2 separate regions of the Homo sapiens genome follow, and region 2 is linked to region 1. The links are chromatin loops, found by intact Hi-C in ENCODE. Cell type or tissue: B cell. All regions are shown on one strand.

What was found. A loop is a pair of places that touch in the nucleus more often than their neighbours do. Peaks named below come from ENCODE experiments on the same cell type or tissue, not always from the same donor. Only the 100,000 strongest peaks of a DNase experiment are listed, where the experiment ranks them.
Region 2: a loop joins it to region 1, with 9 times the contacts of the local background. A loop is called at or near these places in 7 of 110 quality-filtered maps.

The regions. Positions count from the first base shown.
Region 1 is chr1:172,816,074-172,824,073 of GRCh38, reverse strand. It overlaps LOC107985225 (a long non-coding RNA gene), which reads left to right and starts at 6,377. Exons shown (of 3, transcript XR_001738297.2): 1 at 6,377-6,521; 2 at 6,727-6,860; 3 at 7,946-8,000. RefSeq lists an enhancer at 4,547-4,996. In B cell, no CTCF peak of the experiment used is centred here; DNase peaks (open chromatin) are centred at 4,993 and 5,533; H3K4me3 peaks cover 1,520 bases; H3K27ac peaks cover 2,604 bases.
Region 2 is chr1:173,017,388-173,025,387 of GRCh38, reverse strand. No RefSeq gene overlaps it. Among named protein-coding and RNA genes, the nearest start is that of TNFSF18, 30 kb to the left of the region's middle. In B cell, no CTCF peak of the experiment used is centred here; a DNase peak (open chromatin) is centred at 4,827; H3K4me3 peaks cover 2,313 bases; H3K27ac peaks cover 4,072 bases.

The DNA.
Region 1 (8,000 bases):
AAGAACCCAACTCACAGACATGGCTCATCGTGTGGAGATGATAGATCCCTGGGTCTCTGATGGCAAACCCCCTGAGAGTCTTGCTGCTCAAAGACATGACTCTGGAAATAAAAGGAAAGGCCACTCCCCCATGAATTTTTAATAAAACACAGAAAATTAGAAGGCAGGAGAGCAAGACTCTTAACCATGTGTATTCCAATTGCCCCCATTCCAGGCCTTGGCCCATGGATGAGGGAATGCATTAGAGTAAAACTGAGGGCAAGAGGGCTGCTTATTCCCTGCTCCCTGTTGAGGCATCTGGGGAATAATTACACCAACCTGATATATGACTACATCAGTTAGGAAGCTCAGTGTGGAGGGAGTCTCTTAAGTTCAGCTTTCCAAAGTAACCTTTGATTCCCATGGGGTATCAGGGATGAGTCAAGATCCAGCCACCAGCTGCTGAATCCACAGTGGCAGTGGCCTTATTGAAGGGGCTGAGGTGGATCTTGGAGCCAGTGAATTAGCAGGAGGACACAGTGGAGCCCCCAGGGCCTGAAGCCAATGGGAGACAGGGCTAAGCTAGGCCAGCAAAAGGGCACTACTAGGTTCTGAGGAAGCCAGGAGGGAAATGGGGCAACAAGAGACCAGCCACTGACTTCACAACAAAATACCAGGAAGGCAAACAGCAAATAGGTGAACACAAACATCACCCAGAGTCCAGAGAACATGGGCCCCAAAGGGCCAAAATCCTCCGCTCAGACCTCCTTATCCAGATGTCTGGATACCATCTTTGAGAGAAACGTAGAATAGTGAGCAGTCAAAAAAAAAAAAAAAAAAAGAATAGTGGAGCAGTCATAGAGAACACAGTTGTTGTTGTCATTGTTGTTGCTTCCTGGAGTCTGAGCATTACTTAAAGGAATGGATTAAATTATCTGATTTAACTAATTTAAATCCAAATGAACACTGTGAATATTTTCCTCCAGTAGCCAACAGATGGCTCCTCCTGAAGAGGATGAAGTGAGCTCTGAAGAAAAGAAAGACATTATTTTTTTCAGAGGTTCCTAGTTAAGGTGGCAAATTTAATATATGCATCTAATTTTACTTCTCCTTATAAACTACAATAAAGGAATCTTTCAAAAGACATAAATCCACAGGAACGGTTGGAATAGGAGAAAAGGCCAAAGCAACACAACTTGGTCTCTGAGCTAGAAGCAGATGGGCAAGTGAAAACTAACTTAGCAGGTCTGAGAAAGCTGAATCTCATCCTGACAGCGGACAAAACTGAGAAGAACCAACCCAATTAACACCAGAAAATCGAGGCTTAGGAACTGAGGGCTTAGGTCTCTGGAATTGCGGTGAAAGGGCTGTCTAGAATAAGGAGGAGCAAGCGAGGACTTTTTTCAGTAGCAGTTAGAATGCCTAGATTCCCTTATCTTCTCCATATTTTCCCTTTCACACATTGGTAGAATTTGAAGATTTGTTTTCTTTCTTTCTTTCTTTTTTGAGACAGAGTCTTGCTCTGTCACCCAGGCTGGAGTGCAGTGGTGTGCTCTCAGCTCACTGCAAGCTCCATTTCCCAGGTTCACGCCATTCTCCTGCCTCAGCACCCCCAGCAGCTGGGACTACAGGCGCCCGCCACCACGCCCAGCTAATTTTTTGTATTTCTAGTAGAGATGGGGTTTCACCGTGTTAGTCAGGATGATCTCGATCTCCTGACCTCGTGATCTGCCCGCCTCGGCCTCTCAAAGTGCTGGGATTACAGGCGTGAGCCACCGCGCTCGGCCTGAAGATTTGTTTTCTAAACAGGGTCCCTGGATCTAGGGGACAGCATGTACAGTTGTGGGCGTAGGTAACTGACCCAACACAAAGAGGGAGAGACCATGCATTGTGAATGGGAAATGCATCACACTCTTGCTGTCTTCCCCAACTCTGCTTTCAGAACACTGGTAGAAAGACCCTTGCCTTCCAGGCAGGAAGTTGGAATCTAGCCAACCAGTCTAAATTGACATAATGTGATGCAAGAAATAACTATGGTGAGGGCCACCTTCACTAAGACCCTTGTGTCAACTGAGCCATCTTTTTAACTTGAGTACAGAATATGCCAGGGGTCCAGGTACAGATTCTTACCTGTCCTTGGCTTTTCTTGACCATTTGCTGATTGAAGTTCCTGCCCTTCAGCTTAGGTCAGCTGAAGACATTTCTTTCATATCAAAGAATCATTCTGCTTTGCCCTGCCCCTGAAGCCTGCAGAGAGGTGGTGGTGAGATAAGAAGCAGTAAATAAAAAGCAGCCACTCCATTTGGCCACATTTCTATCACATGCCCAGAGCCTGGTCCATCCATCAGCCTCACCAGATGTCCCAAGTGTGCTGACTCATGTTTTTTGCTTGTAATCATGCCCACTGACTTCCCCAAGAGGCTCTTATAAACTCTCAGGAAAACTAAAGCCAGTCCATGGCCCAGAGACTGGTTAGATTATCATCTCCCAGGAGCTGTCATTCGATAGGGACAATGTTACACTTTCTATACACAGCAAGATCTATGCTTAGCACTCAAATTCCCAAAAGCTAAACAATACACTGTTTAGAGATTCATACAAGAGTGGTGATCTATAAACCTTAGTTGTTACAGGAAAGTAAAGATTTTTTTTAAAAGTAAAGGCGTTCAGATCACACCTGGTCTAGCCTATGTGCTCATGGCTCAAAGTAACACTAAAGACTCAGGTAACACTCTGGAAAACGTAATAGCACAAACACCACCTCTCTGGGGCCCTTCTAAAAGTGAGTAACATGAAGAAGTCAGAGGCCTTCTCCCCCTTATTGCACGGACCACACAGCTCTGCCATCTAGTTGTGACAGGAATTAGATTTTTGTGAGCAAGTAGGAATCATTTCTTGAAAACTCCCAAGTGTAGTTAAGTGGCAAGGATAGTGGAGAAAAATTATCAAGGATTGGGCTCTCAAATCAGATTAAGTCAAACCCAGACTCTAAAACCTACTATCACCTTAGACAATTTTCATAACTTAAGAGAAATTGTTTTCTTTATATGTAAAATAAGTGTTTTTATGGTCACAATTTTTTTGTTATTGCTCAATAAATGACATTCACCAGTTTGCTGAACAAATACTTACTGAGCATGCATTATGTGTTAGGCACTGAATTGGAATTTAGAATGCATCAGTTTAAAAAAATGTATATTTCTGTCTTTATGGACCTCGTATTCTAAAGGGGTTATAAATAAAAAATAAAAAAAATAAACAGAGTAAGTAAATATGCAATATGTTAGAAAGTAAGCCCTATGGAGTGGAGGAGAGCATGGCGAGAGAGATGAGGAGTTTCAGGGAGGTGCAGTTTGCAATTTTAAATAACTTGATTAAAATAGACTTTGTTGAGAAGAAAACAATTCAGCAGAGGCTTAAAGGATGAGGGATTACAAGCCATAATGCAAATAAATGCTTTTACTACACATGACTCATGACAAAGTAGGTGCTCAATTACAAAGTATTGATGAGGGGGAGGAAGAGGAGAATGAAGAGAATTTGCGAGTGTTCAAAGTCCCAAAATAGCAGATGAGTGGGGTAATGGGCTATAAAATTTCGGCTCATCTGAGGAGCATGATACTTTCTCATAATAGTAACTATCATTTATTAAGCATTTCCTATATGCTAAGCATACTGATAATTTCTAAAATATTCTGTCACATCTAATTCTTGCAAATAACCCTGTGAGGTCAAACTGAGGCAGAGAGAGATAAGTAATTTGCTCAAGGGACACGCACCTGCCAGTAAATTAAAGACAGCAAGAATTTTGAACACATGTGTCTGAGGCTGAAGCTCTTAGCCACTAATGTTGCTCTGCCTCTCAGATTTGTTCTCAGACCCAATGAGACTAGTGGAAGTGTGGGTCACATGGAGGGGACAGAGGAATGGAGTAACAGGGCCAGGACTATATAGTTCCTTTGTCTGTATTCAATCATGTTGCCTTGCTAAGCTAGCCTAACCTAAATATTATACGAATTAGACAGAAGGTCTTCTAGACAGTAAGCCTCCATGAATAGAAGATAAAAAGCCATTATACAATCACCTCCTAGGGTTTCTACAAATAATAGATTAGATCTTCTTCAAGCTAGACAGGCTTTCCCAAAGCATGTTCCTTAGCACCCCAGACTCAAGAGATGCTACACAATAAAATAAAAGTCGGTGATCCTAGAGGCGTGAGAGGCCTTACGTCTGCAGCACCCACGCAGTGCCTGGCATATAAGAGGACTGAATAATGCATATGTGTTGACTGACTCCCAAGGAAAACTGTGCAACTTTGTCTAACCCAGTGTCCCGCATACACAGCTCAATGCAAAAGCCTTCTGTCCCCTGACCTAGCCTACCATAGGGAAAGTGGCTCTGTGGTACTGAGGCATGCCACTGCACATGGGGAGGAAAGGGATAGTTCATCCAAGATCCACCTCAATCTAGAGAAAACGTTTAGTTTAAACTTAAGCGCAAATCAAAGTTCAGATAGAAAGCTCTCTTATGCATTAAAATGTTGGGGGTAAAATGTGAAGGCCTTGAAATACGAGAAAACAAAACTGAGAAATTTTACCCTGTGCCTTGGTTTCACAGGGTAATAGGCAGAAACTGAAACCAACAGACATTTCTGTTGACAAGTTCATCTTCTCAAGCCCTACAGCCCAGGAAGATTGTCATATTATTTAAAATAAGCAAGAGACTCCTCACCACAAAGCTAAAGGGCAAAGCAAATCTGTCACACTCCTCAAGGGACACACAGCTAGAAGGGCTCACCTAAATGCAGAAATGCTGAAAAGAAAGGGGGAGGGAAAGCAAGATGCCTCCTCCTCCACTTTCTCTGACTGAGGCTCTGAAGTCTGCTCCTTGCTGCATGAGTGACAAGGACTCGGTCGGCTCTAAAACACCAAAAAATGGGGGAAGTGACACTGGGTGACATTCTCCATGAGAGAGATGAGTAATAGTCTCAAAAAGTGCATGGTCTACTACCCCTACAGACTTTAGCATGACACCTCCCCCACCGAAACAGTGAGCCAGCAACAAATAGCAAATGTCACAGAAAACAAATCTCTTACAGTTGGGTCCCTCCCCAGCTGAGGTTTCAGAGGAGGGAGGCCAGCCAAGAATACAGAAGTGGTGAAAAGTCTGGCCATGTAAACCCCTTGGGTGCTTTTATACACAGGCGCTATAACTGAGCATCCCTAAGTGCCAAGGCCTACGTTAAGTTTCTTTTTAAAATACTCTATCTTATTTAAATAAATGTAGAGGGCAGTCACAATCAGCTTAGTTAATGATGCAAACACTGGAAACCAAAGGGGGTCAAAGAAGAGATGTACATTATACACACATATGAACACACACACACACACACACACACACACACACACACACACACACCCCTTCCGCCATTCCTGGTCTATTATTTTATAAATGAAGAACTTCAGAGCAAGTAGTGCATTCAAGCAAGCCTGCCTTGTCTGAGTACCAGTAGAAAAGGGATGTTTATGTGCTGATGACAGATGAATGATTAGGGCTCTTCTAGCTTGATTTTCAGGTCCCGAGATGGTGCCACTTCCTTATTTCCCCTTCTGCTGCTGCTCCGAGTCACTGCAGAGCTCTGGTCACGTGCACACTAAGTGAGGACACCTCAGCCAAACATTGGGCCCTAGGGACAGCAAAGTTGTAGCTACTGACTATTATAAAAGGCTATATTTCTTAATGATTAAGTAGAAGAATAAAAGAGATTAATAAGGGGGAGAAAAAGACTATTACTTCTATCTAATAGTTACTCAGTAAATGGTATTGAAAATTCATAGCACATTGATACAATACTGACTCTGGAGGGAAAATACAAAGCAGGCTTCCAAAGTATCCAAAATAAGGTAATTTTCATTTTCATTTCATATCTAGCAGAATCTGATATTTGCCAGGTCAGGGGTCTTTTCACTCAGGCCTTATTATGATATGGGATTAATAATGCTATCCCTGGGATAATCCTTCCACTTTCACCACCATCAAAAACACCACAATCCTCTGCTTGTCCCCAAACTGTCTGACTACACCAGCAAATAGACATGGCTAGAGGAAAACAAAACATTCTATTTTCATGTTGTTCAGGTGCCTGGAGTACATATCTGGCACATAGTAAATTAAATATCTGTTAACAAGTATTTGTTGTTAAGTTGTTCATTTGTTTTATAAAGACAGGTTCTTGTGAGCAAGAACTGTCACCCATACTGGAATGCAGTGATGCGATCACAGCTCATTGTAACCTTGAACTCCTTTGCTCAAATGATCCTTTTGCCTCAGCATCCTGGATAGCTAGGACTATAGGTGAGCACCACCATGCCCAGCTAATGCTTTTTATCTTTTGCAGAATCAAAGGTCCTTGTATGTTAGGCTGGTCTCAAACTCCTGGCCTCAAGCGATCCTCCTACCTTGGCGTTCTAAAGGGATTACTGGTATAAGCTACTGCACCTGGCCTATTTGTTGTTAAATGAAAACATAGTCTTCCTTAGGAGGTAAGATGAGTGACAAATTACTTGAAAACTTGGTCAGGTGTTTCATATTTATGTAAATTGGTGAGATTAAAGGATGGGACCCATGAATGAGCTTCGGGAGGGGGGTGTCCAAAGTTTTTTGTCTTGTTATTTTCTGTGTGTTTTTAATGAACTCCTCATGTGCTATGAATCAGAAATCTATAGGTTGTATATGTTTTTCTTACAGGATATTCTCTCCCACAAGTACCTTGATGTGCATGAGTGTTAGAATACTACTACATTGTAGAATGAGGTGGGAAGAAAGTGAGATCCTTTGATAAAACAGAAATCTTAAAGAACTGTAATAAGAATTGACATCAGGTACTCAGTCTCTCTCCCTCGATAGTTCTTTACCTCACTTTATAACCTAACAAGTGTGTGCTTTTAGCTTCATTAAACACAGTCCAAGAGTCAAAGGCAAAGCCTCATCACTTTGCCTTTCTTGTCATCCTAACCCAGTAACTCTTTTTTTCTCTCAAGCTGCACCCATTTCCATCATTTGACCTTCTATAATTCCCTCAACCATTCCTTCAAAGCTCAGTACTAATACCCTTTTCTCCCTTATTCCCACTTTTTTCAAAGTTCCCATCTTTTTCTCCTACCCTGAAAATTCCCCACCCCGTTTGTTCATCCCTCTTTATTTCATGCACTTATTCTTACTCACCCGATTTGACCTTTGTATTTGCTTTTCTTGTGGGGTTACCCATATTTTTTACTTTCTCTTTTCCATTTTTGTCACACCTCCTGCCAAAAAACAAACAAACAAACAAACAAACAAACAAAAAACCTTTTCTCCTAGAATCCCACTTCCTTGCTCTTCTCTCTAGGTTATTCTTACCTTTCTGCTCCTCTTGAATTATATAAAGCTTGACTTCTACATTCTTACTTAGAAAGAAAATGTAATGATTCTTAAATGTCTATTACTTGTGTCCTTGGATTTTACCCCAGAACTTTTTCAGCTTCATCTAGAGTTTTTATAGATCAATATTGGCATATAACAGGACCTCCTTGTTTCAAGCTTCTTCCCCTCACATATTCACTATAGTAAAGGAAACCACATAAGCTTTAGCAAATTGGAAGGGACAAAGCTGACAAAACCATAGAACACTCAACTTGCTCTTCTTCTTCTTATTTCCTCCTTCTGTATAACTTCTCTCTGGCAAATTGTGTCGTATTATATCAACTTGCATATGATTGATTCTCATATTATTTTTGATTATAAATAGTCACATATTAGTGACTATTATAAAAGGCGATATTTCTTAATGATTAAGTAGAAGAAAAAAGAGATTAATAAGGGGGAGAAAAAACTATTACTTCTATCTAATAGTTAGTAAATGGTATTGAAAATTCTTAGGACATATATATTCTTTATGTCCTTTTGTTTCTCTCTCCTCTCCTTCTAGGACTCCCATGGTACATATATTGGTATGTGAAAAAATAATGGCAGAAAATGTCCCA
Region 2 (8,000 bases), 200 kb before region 1:
CCTTCACCATGATTGTAAGTTTCCTGAGGCCTTCCTAGAAGCCAAGCAGATGCCAGCATTATGCTTCCTGTACAGCCAGCAGAACTGTGAGACAATTAAACCTCTTTCCTTTATAAATTATCCAGTCTCAGATATTTCTTTATAGCAATGTAAAAACAGCATAATACAGTTGGAAAGAAAAAAAAAGAATGTATGACATAGAATTATCAGAATTTAATGATTATGATAGAAACAATAGAAACTATTGGGATTTCTCCTAAGCTTGTAATGATTTCCTTATTGGACTTGCTTATCTATAAAGCTGGGACTCAGCAGTCTCATTTTTGCCATGTGAGCCTACTCTTAGAGGTGATTTTTCCAGGATTAACTATTCTGAGATGGTCTCTTGGCTGGAGAAGATAAACATTTGGGAGCTATGGGAAAGTTCATCTGCTCCCTGTAAATGGAGTGAGATGCAGTTAAAGCCAGTATGGGTAGGACATAAAGATAAAAGTGATATGCAGAGAAGAGCAGAAATAAAATATGGTGTGACAGTTAACTTGATGTATCAGCTTGACTGGACTAAGGGACTCCCAGGTGGCCTGGTAAAACATTATCTCTGTGTGTGTCTGTGAGGATGTTTTAGTTGACTGGGAAAGCAAAGACTAGGTCCTGGTTTACAAATGGTTCTACATGATATGCAGGCACTGCCTGAAAGCGGACAGCTGCATGCCTCTCTCTAGGACATTGCCCTGGAGGACAGTGGTGAAGAAAAATTCTGCCACCTGGTTATTCACTTTGCTTGGGTGTAGAAATGGCCAGATGTGAGATTATATACCTGTTCATGGAAAGTAGCCCATGGTTTGGCTGGATAGTCAGGGACTTGAAAGAAATGTGGTTGGAAAATTGGTGACAAAGAAACTGGGGGGAGGGGTATGTGGATAGACCTCTCTAAATGGGCAACGAATCATTTCTGTCCCTTGTGAATGCTCATCAAAGGGTGACCTCCACAGAGGAGGAATTTAATAATCAAGTGGATAGGATGACCTTTTCTGTAAATACCAGTCAAACTCTTTCTTCAGCCACCCTTGTGATCACCCAATGGGCTAGAAACAAAGTGGCTGTGGTGGCAGGGATGAAGGTTATGCATGGACTCAGCAACATGGACTTCCAGTTACTAAGGCTGATTTGGCTACAGCCACAACTGAATGGCTGACATGCCAGCAGCAGAGACCAACACTAAGCCCCTGATACAGCACTGTTCCCCTCAGTTGATCAGCTAGTTACCTGGTAGCAGGTCGATTACATTGGACTGCTTCTTAATGGAGGGGACAGCATTTTTTCCTTACTGGAAGAGACACATACTCTGGATATGTATTTGCCTTCCCTGCATGCAACTTCTGCCAAAAACACTGTTCATGGATTAACAGAATGCCTTGCCCACTGTCATGGTATCCACACAGCATGGTTTCTGATAAAAAAAAAACTCACTTCACAGACAATAAAATGTGGCAATGGGTCCATGTTCATAGAATTCACTGGTCTTACCATGTTCCCCACCATCTTGAAAGGCTGTTTGAAGACTCAGTTACAGTGCCAACTAGACGGCAATATCTTGCAGGGCTGGAGCAAGGTTCTCCAGAAAGCTGCATATGCTCTGAATCAGGTTTCATGGGCCCAAGAATCAAAGGGTGGAAATGGAAATGGTATCACTCACCATTACCCTTAGTGGTCCCCTAGCAAAATTAAAGCCTAAAAGTCTTAGTTCCAGAGGCAAAAATGCTCCCACAAGGAGACACAATTATGATTCCATTAAACAAGAACTTAAGACTCACCCCTGGTCACTTTGGTTTCCTCATGCTCTGAGTCAATAGGCCAGGAAGTGTTACAGTGTTGGGTGAGGCGATTGATCTGGATTATGAAGAAAAAAATGAATTACTACTTCACAATAGATGTAAGAGCTGGGCGCAGTGGCTCAAGCCTGTAATCCCAGCACTTTGGGAGGCCTAGGCAGGCAGATCACAAGGTCAGGAGATCAAGACCATCCTGCCTAACACGGTGAAACCCTGTCTCTACTAAAAATACAAAAAATTAGCCAGGCGTGGTGGCAAGCACCTGTAGTCCCAGCTACTCAGGAGGCTAAGGCAGGAGAATGGTGTGAACCTGGGAGGCGGAACTTGCAGTGAGCAGAGATCATGCCACTGCACTCCAGCCTGGGTGACAAAGCAAGACTCCATCTCAAAAAAATAAAAAGTAAATGAATAAAAATAAAAAAAAACACACACACAATGGAGGTAAGAAAGAGTATATCTGGAATACAGAAAGTCCCCCAGGGCATCTCTTAGTATTATAATGTCTTGTGATTAAGGTAAAAACTACAACTCAATGGAGGCAAGACTACAGAATGGCCCAGACCCTTTAGCAATAAACATTTAGGTCGCTCCTTCAGGTAAAGAACCATGACCAGCTGAAGTTCTTGCTGAAGGCAAAAGGAATATAGAATAGGTAATGGAAAAGGGTAGTTAGAAATGCCAGCTATGACCATGTGACTAGTTATAGAACTGAGGACTGCAATTCCTGTGATTGTCATGAGTAGTTTCTCTTCATTTTGTTATAAATACCTCTGTGTGTTTGTGTATGTGTGTGCACTTGTGTGTGTATGAAAACAAATATCTGTTTTCTTTCCTCTTTTATTTTTTTATTATGTAACATAAGAGGTATTGACTTTAGATCATAGTATTTAAATATTGTTAATTGTACATCATACTATTTAAGTTATGGGCTATCAGGAGAAGAGTAAACATTACTTAAGGATTTGACCTCCTCTTCTGGGGAAGGGATTAGTGCATTTTTGGTTGCACATAGGATAGCTGTATTGTATTAGGTGGAATTATGACCTTATTATTGTCTTTATTTAGAAATTAAATATGGTGTAAGGGTATGCCTATGGATGCCAAGTTGACAAGGGATGAATTTGTTATGGCTAATTTTGTGTCAACTTGACTGGACAAAGGGATGCCCAGGTAGCTGGTAAAACATTTCTGGGTGTGTCTTTGAAGGTGTTTCTGGAAGAGATTAGTACTTGAATGAGTAGACTGGATAAAGATCTGCCCTTACCAATGAAGGTGGGCATCATGCAATCACCTGAAGGCCTGAATAGAACAAAAAGGAGGAGGAAGGATGAATTTGCTCTCTCTCTTCTTGAGTTAGGACATCCATCTTCTCTTGCCCTCAGACATCAGAGCTCCTGGTTCTTGCCTTTGGATTCCAGGACTTACACCAGCACCCACTATCCTTACCCCAGTTCTTAGACCCTTTGCCTTGGACTAAGAGTTATACTATCAGCTCCCTGGTTCTTAGGTCTTTGGACTTGGACTGAATTATACCACTGGCTTTTCTGGTCCTCCATATTAGAACTTCTTAGCCTTCATAATTTTGTAAGCCAATTTCTACCCTATCTATCTATCATCTGTCTATCTATCTATCTATCTATCTATCTATCTATCTATCTATCTATCTAATCTCCTACTGATTCTGTTTCTCTGGATAATCTTGACTAATACATACAGGAAGAAACTCCATTGAACTGTTTCTGATGCATAAGGCCCATGTACATTTTTGTCCTTGGATTATGCAAGAATTATTGTACCTTTATGACAGATCGTTTTTTCCACTCATTTAGCTTAAGTTGGTTTCTATTAATTGTAATCAGAATCTTAACCAGTATAGTGATTGATTGAAAGTGAGGGATAAAGAAGAGGAAGAACCTTCTTAGACATATTGAGGAAGATGGTGATGTTTTTATGGTGGGGAATATGCAAGGAGGAATTGGAGAAAATTTAGTGTGGATGAGATAATGTGTTTAGGTTTATAAAGGTATAGTTTCAGATGTTTGCAGAATATCCAAGTGGGCTTTACCAGTATGCAGCTGGAACTCAGGAGGAGTTGCATGAGATGGGATGAATATTTAAAAGTCAACAGCCTTCTGGGTGAAGTCACTGACAAGGATAAAATCGCTATAGAGAGTGGGTAAAGTGAAAATGGGGCAAATGACTGAGACGTGGGGATCACCAACATTTGAAGACAGGCAAAGGAAGGAAATCCTGTAAAGGAGCAACCAGGGACAAATGACATTAACTGGAAGAAAATAATAGGTCCACAGAAACAGACAGTGAGAGATTAAGAATAAAGGAGTGGTCAACAATGTTAGAGGCTCCAAGAAGTCAAATACTAAGAGGATTGAACATTGCTAATTGGATTTTGCTGGTAGATAATTTTTGACAACATAAACAAGATCATTTTCTGTGACATCTGGGGGCATAATCCAGATATCAATGATTAAAGAACAAATGGGAAGTATAATTACTAGATAAGGAGAAATGGAAGATGAGACAAAAAAATTACACTACTCTTTGTAGAAACTTGGTTGTAGGAAAAAAAAAAAGAATTGTGGAGTGGTAGAGAGCAGGTAACCTCAGGGGTAAGGGAGAAAAAAGGCATATGCCTGGAAAGCCAGGTATTAATGTTTGGTCAGGGCATCCTCTTCCCAGCAGAGTGCTGGAGACACACAGTGTGATCCATGTCCTTGTGCAACAAAATGAGCTGGACAAATCTAATTACTTTTCTTGGTAATTTGATCTAGAACTTAGGAAAAAAACGTACCATTTTCCAGTGAAGAAGAAGTGAAATGATGCCATGGAATTGTTGATAGGCTGGAAAAATAAAGCTGATGTGAGGGGAAAGCAAGGGCTGTCATATGAATAGGAGAGAGAGAGAGGAAGAGACCACGTAGCTTTTCGAAAGAAAAAGTTTAAAACAGTCAACGCTCGGGGCTGCTTTAGTTTCTGACATAATTTCAGTTCCTGTTTCAGGCCTTGTAAATCCTTTTAACAAACCACCCTTTTTCCTTGATTTAGTATAAATGGGTCATTTTTCTTTCAATAAAATGAGCTACTTAACTATTTTTAATTCTATAACTTGTCTTTTTAAGACATTTAAAACAATCTGTTATTTTCTAGGCTATATCACCTCTGGGGAGGCAATTGTGTGCTGTCGTTAGGAGAATGGGCTTAGATGTAGACAGGCTTGTTTAAATCTTGACTCTGCTATTTATATTTTGTGTGAGCTTGAGCAATTTGTGTGCCTTCTCTGGGGATAGGTGTTCTTATGTGTCAAGGGAGGATAATTAATTCTACTGTACAGAGTAGTTTAAGGATTAAAGTAAAATAATACACAGAAAAAACTTAGTTCAGTGTTTGGCACATAGAAAGAGCTCAATAGGGCCGGGTGCGGTGGCTCACCCCTGTAATCCCAGCACTTTGGGAGGCCGAGGCAGGTGGATCACCAGGTCAGGAAATTGAGACCATCTTGGCTAACACGGTGAAATCCCGTCTCTACTAAAAATACAAAAAAACAAAATTAGCCAGGCGTGGTGGCGGGCACCTGTAGTCCCAGCTACTTGGGAGGCTGAGGCAGGAGAATGGCATGAATCCAGGAGGCGGAGCTTGCAGTGAGCCGAGATCACACCACTGCACTCCAGCCTGGGCAACAGAGCGAGACTCTGTCTCAAAAAAAAAAAAAAAATGCTTGATAGATGCTGATTTTCAAAATATTTTTATCAGTTTACAACTAGCTATTTTAGGTAGCTTTTTCTCTGTTTATCTTAAATTTGTTTCTTTTTTAGCTTCAATGAGTTCCTTCTAGCAACCAAGTATATAATTAGTTTCTTCACGCTCTATGAATTTGCATCTTGTATGTTTGCATGGTGCTTGAAAAGATAAATGTTGAAAAGCTTGAATCTCTATGACTTGTTCTATTAATAGTTGCCTTTTATTATATTGTCTCTAGAAATACAGAATTGGAGGTTATATTTTACTTAAACTACAAAAATAATGATGAAACATTTGGATGTATTTTATATAAAGAAAATATGGAATTATTCATTCATTCATGAATTTTTTTCACTGCACATATATTTATTAAGGTTTTTCTATGTACAAAGCACAGGTAGGCACCAAAGATGATGTGAAGATTTCTAAGATATTGTGACTTCCTCAAGAAGCTACATCTGCTAGGATAGACAGACTGATTCAAATCAGAACTATGGAGTTGAAAATATTTTAAATAAAGAAAATTAATCCCTAATCTCTCATTTACAAATGGGGAAGCTGAGACACAGTGAGGTTAAGGGAATGCAGGAATTGGAATCTGGATTGCTCAAATCCTTGCCCAGTTCTTTTCCCACTAGCTCATCCAATACTGTAAAGAAAGAAGCAAGTGCGATGATAAGCAGAGGACTATAGTAAAGAAATATAACAAACTCTAGCTAAATGGGAGAAAGAGGAGGCATTTTAGTCTTTGTGTGATAAAAGAGTAGCAGGTGAGGATGCAATATGAGCAAGAACACAGAAGGGTGGCAGAGAGTGTATGTAGTCCCATGGCCTGGTGAAGATGACATGTGGAGATATGAAATGGGAACCAACACTGGGCAACAGGAGGCCAAATCCCAAGCTGCTAGAAGGCTAGCCCAAGGAATCTCTGCTTTCCTATTCAGGAACTTTTAAGTTATTTTAGAAGTTTATGGCTTGATCGGACCTGTTTCAAAGAAAGTAACTCTGGTGGTGTGATGAAAGATGAGTGGGAGAGACAGAGCAAGACCACCTAAGAAGCTATGGAGATAGGCTAGGAGGATCATGGTCTACAGAGCAGAAGCAATGGAGAGGAGGAGAGCTCTGCCAGAGGAGCAGGAGTAAGAAAACATGGATCTCGAGCAACAGGTATGGTTCTGAGAATAATGGTCTGAATCATAACTAAAACAAATGCTTCAATATTGTAGCTTTTTAAAATCGACAAATGGATAAAATTATTTTCACTAAAATAATCAAATGCATTTTGAAGTTTTGATGCTTTTAATAACATAACAAGATGTTTTTTTAAAAATCATTCAATGAGGACAAGAAACCAGCCTTCAAAACTAGTTCATATCTTCCTCCTTGGTACCTTTTTGCCTTCCACAATCACTAAAGCAGAATTGACGGCTCTCCTTTGTACCACTACGGTACTGGATATATATTGTTATTATACTAAGTATTTGTGTAAATATCTGTTTTTCTAATGTACTCTAATCTTCTTGAGAATAGGAACATACTTTTATTTTGTTTCTCTGGTGACTAGCTTAGTTCCTTATCTGTGTATATTATCACAGCCTTCTATGTACACATTTCTCCATCTTTTTTATAAGGATGGCAAAATTGTTTGATAAAATCCGTATGTGCTAGGTCTATGAAATCTCTTTCGTGTGTCAGCAAACACAGATGCCCAAACAGGAAGTGTGTGGGGTCCTAAAAGAACATGTTATTAGTGAACCCACTCTGATCCTAAAATATCACCACTTCCTTTTCTGTGTTAAGAATCTTTTAAACGTTCTATTTTGGATTATTTTTGTTACTGAGACCAAACACTTTGGCCTCTAGTGTTTAGAGTTGTGAAACAGCTCATATTTATTGACAGCTTACTGTGTGCCACGTACTCTCCTAAGTAATCCTCATGACTTCTTGAAATATATCCTTTTATTATCCCATTTTATAGATGAAGAAGCTGAAGAACAGGGATGTTCAATAACTTGATTAAAATCACAAAACCAGTAAGGAATAAAGCCAGAAGTTTTTCTCAGCAGTCTAAGTCCAGGGCGTATTCTCTCAACCAATCCACAACATTTTCTTTCATTGTATTCTACACTGTAAAGTTGAAAATATAAATAACATTTATCAATTTTTAGTTTTCTGGAATTTTTCTAATTCTATACTGTCTCCAAAATTTGCCATGAATTATAAAATAATTTACCAAGATAAATAGAGCTAAACCCATTCAAAAATCACAGGAAGTCCAGTATATTCATATCTCTTATCTGAATTGCCCTTTCTAGTCTGCACAGCATTTCATTGACTCAGATGTTTCAGTCTTTCTGTGAATCTTCCTATAGATCCCCAGGCAGATGTGGATATTTTTAAAGTTCTATTCCC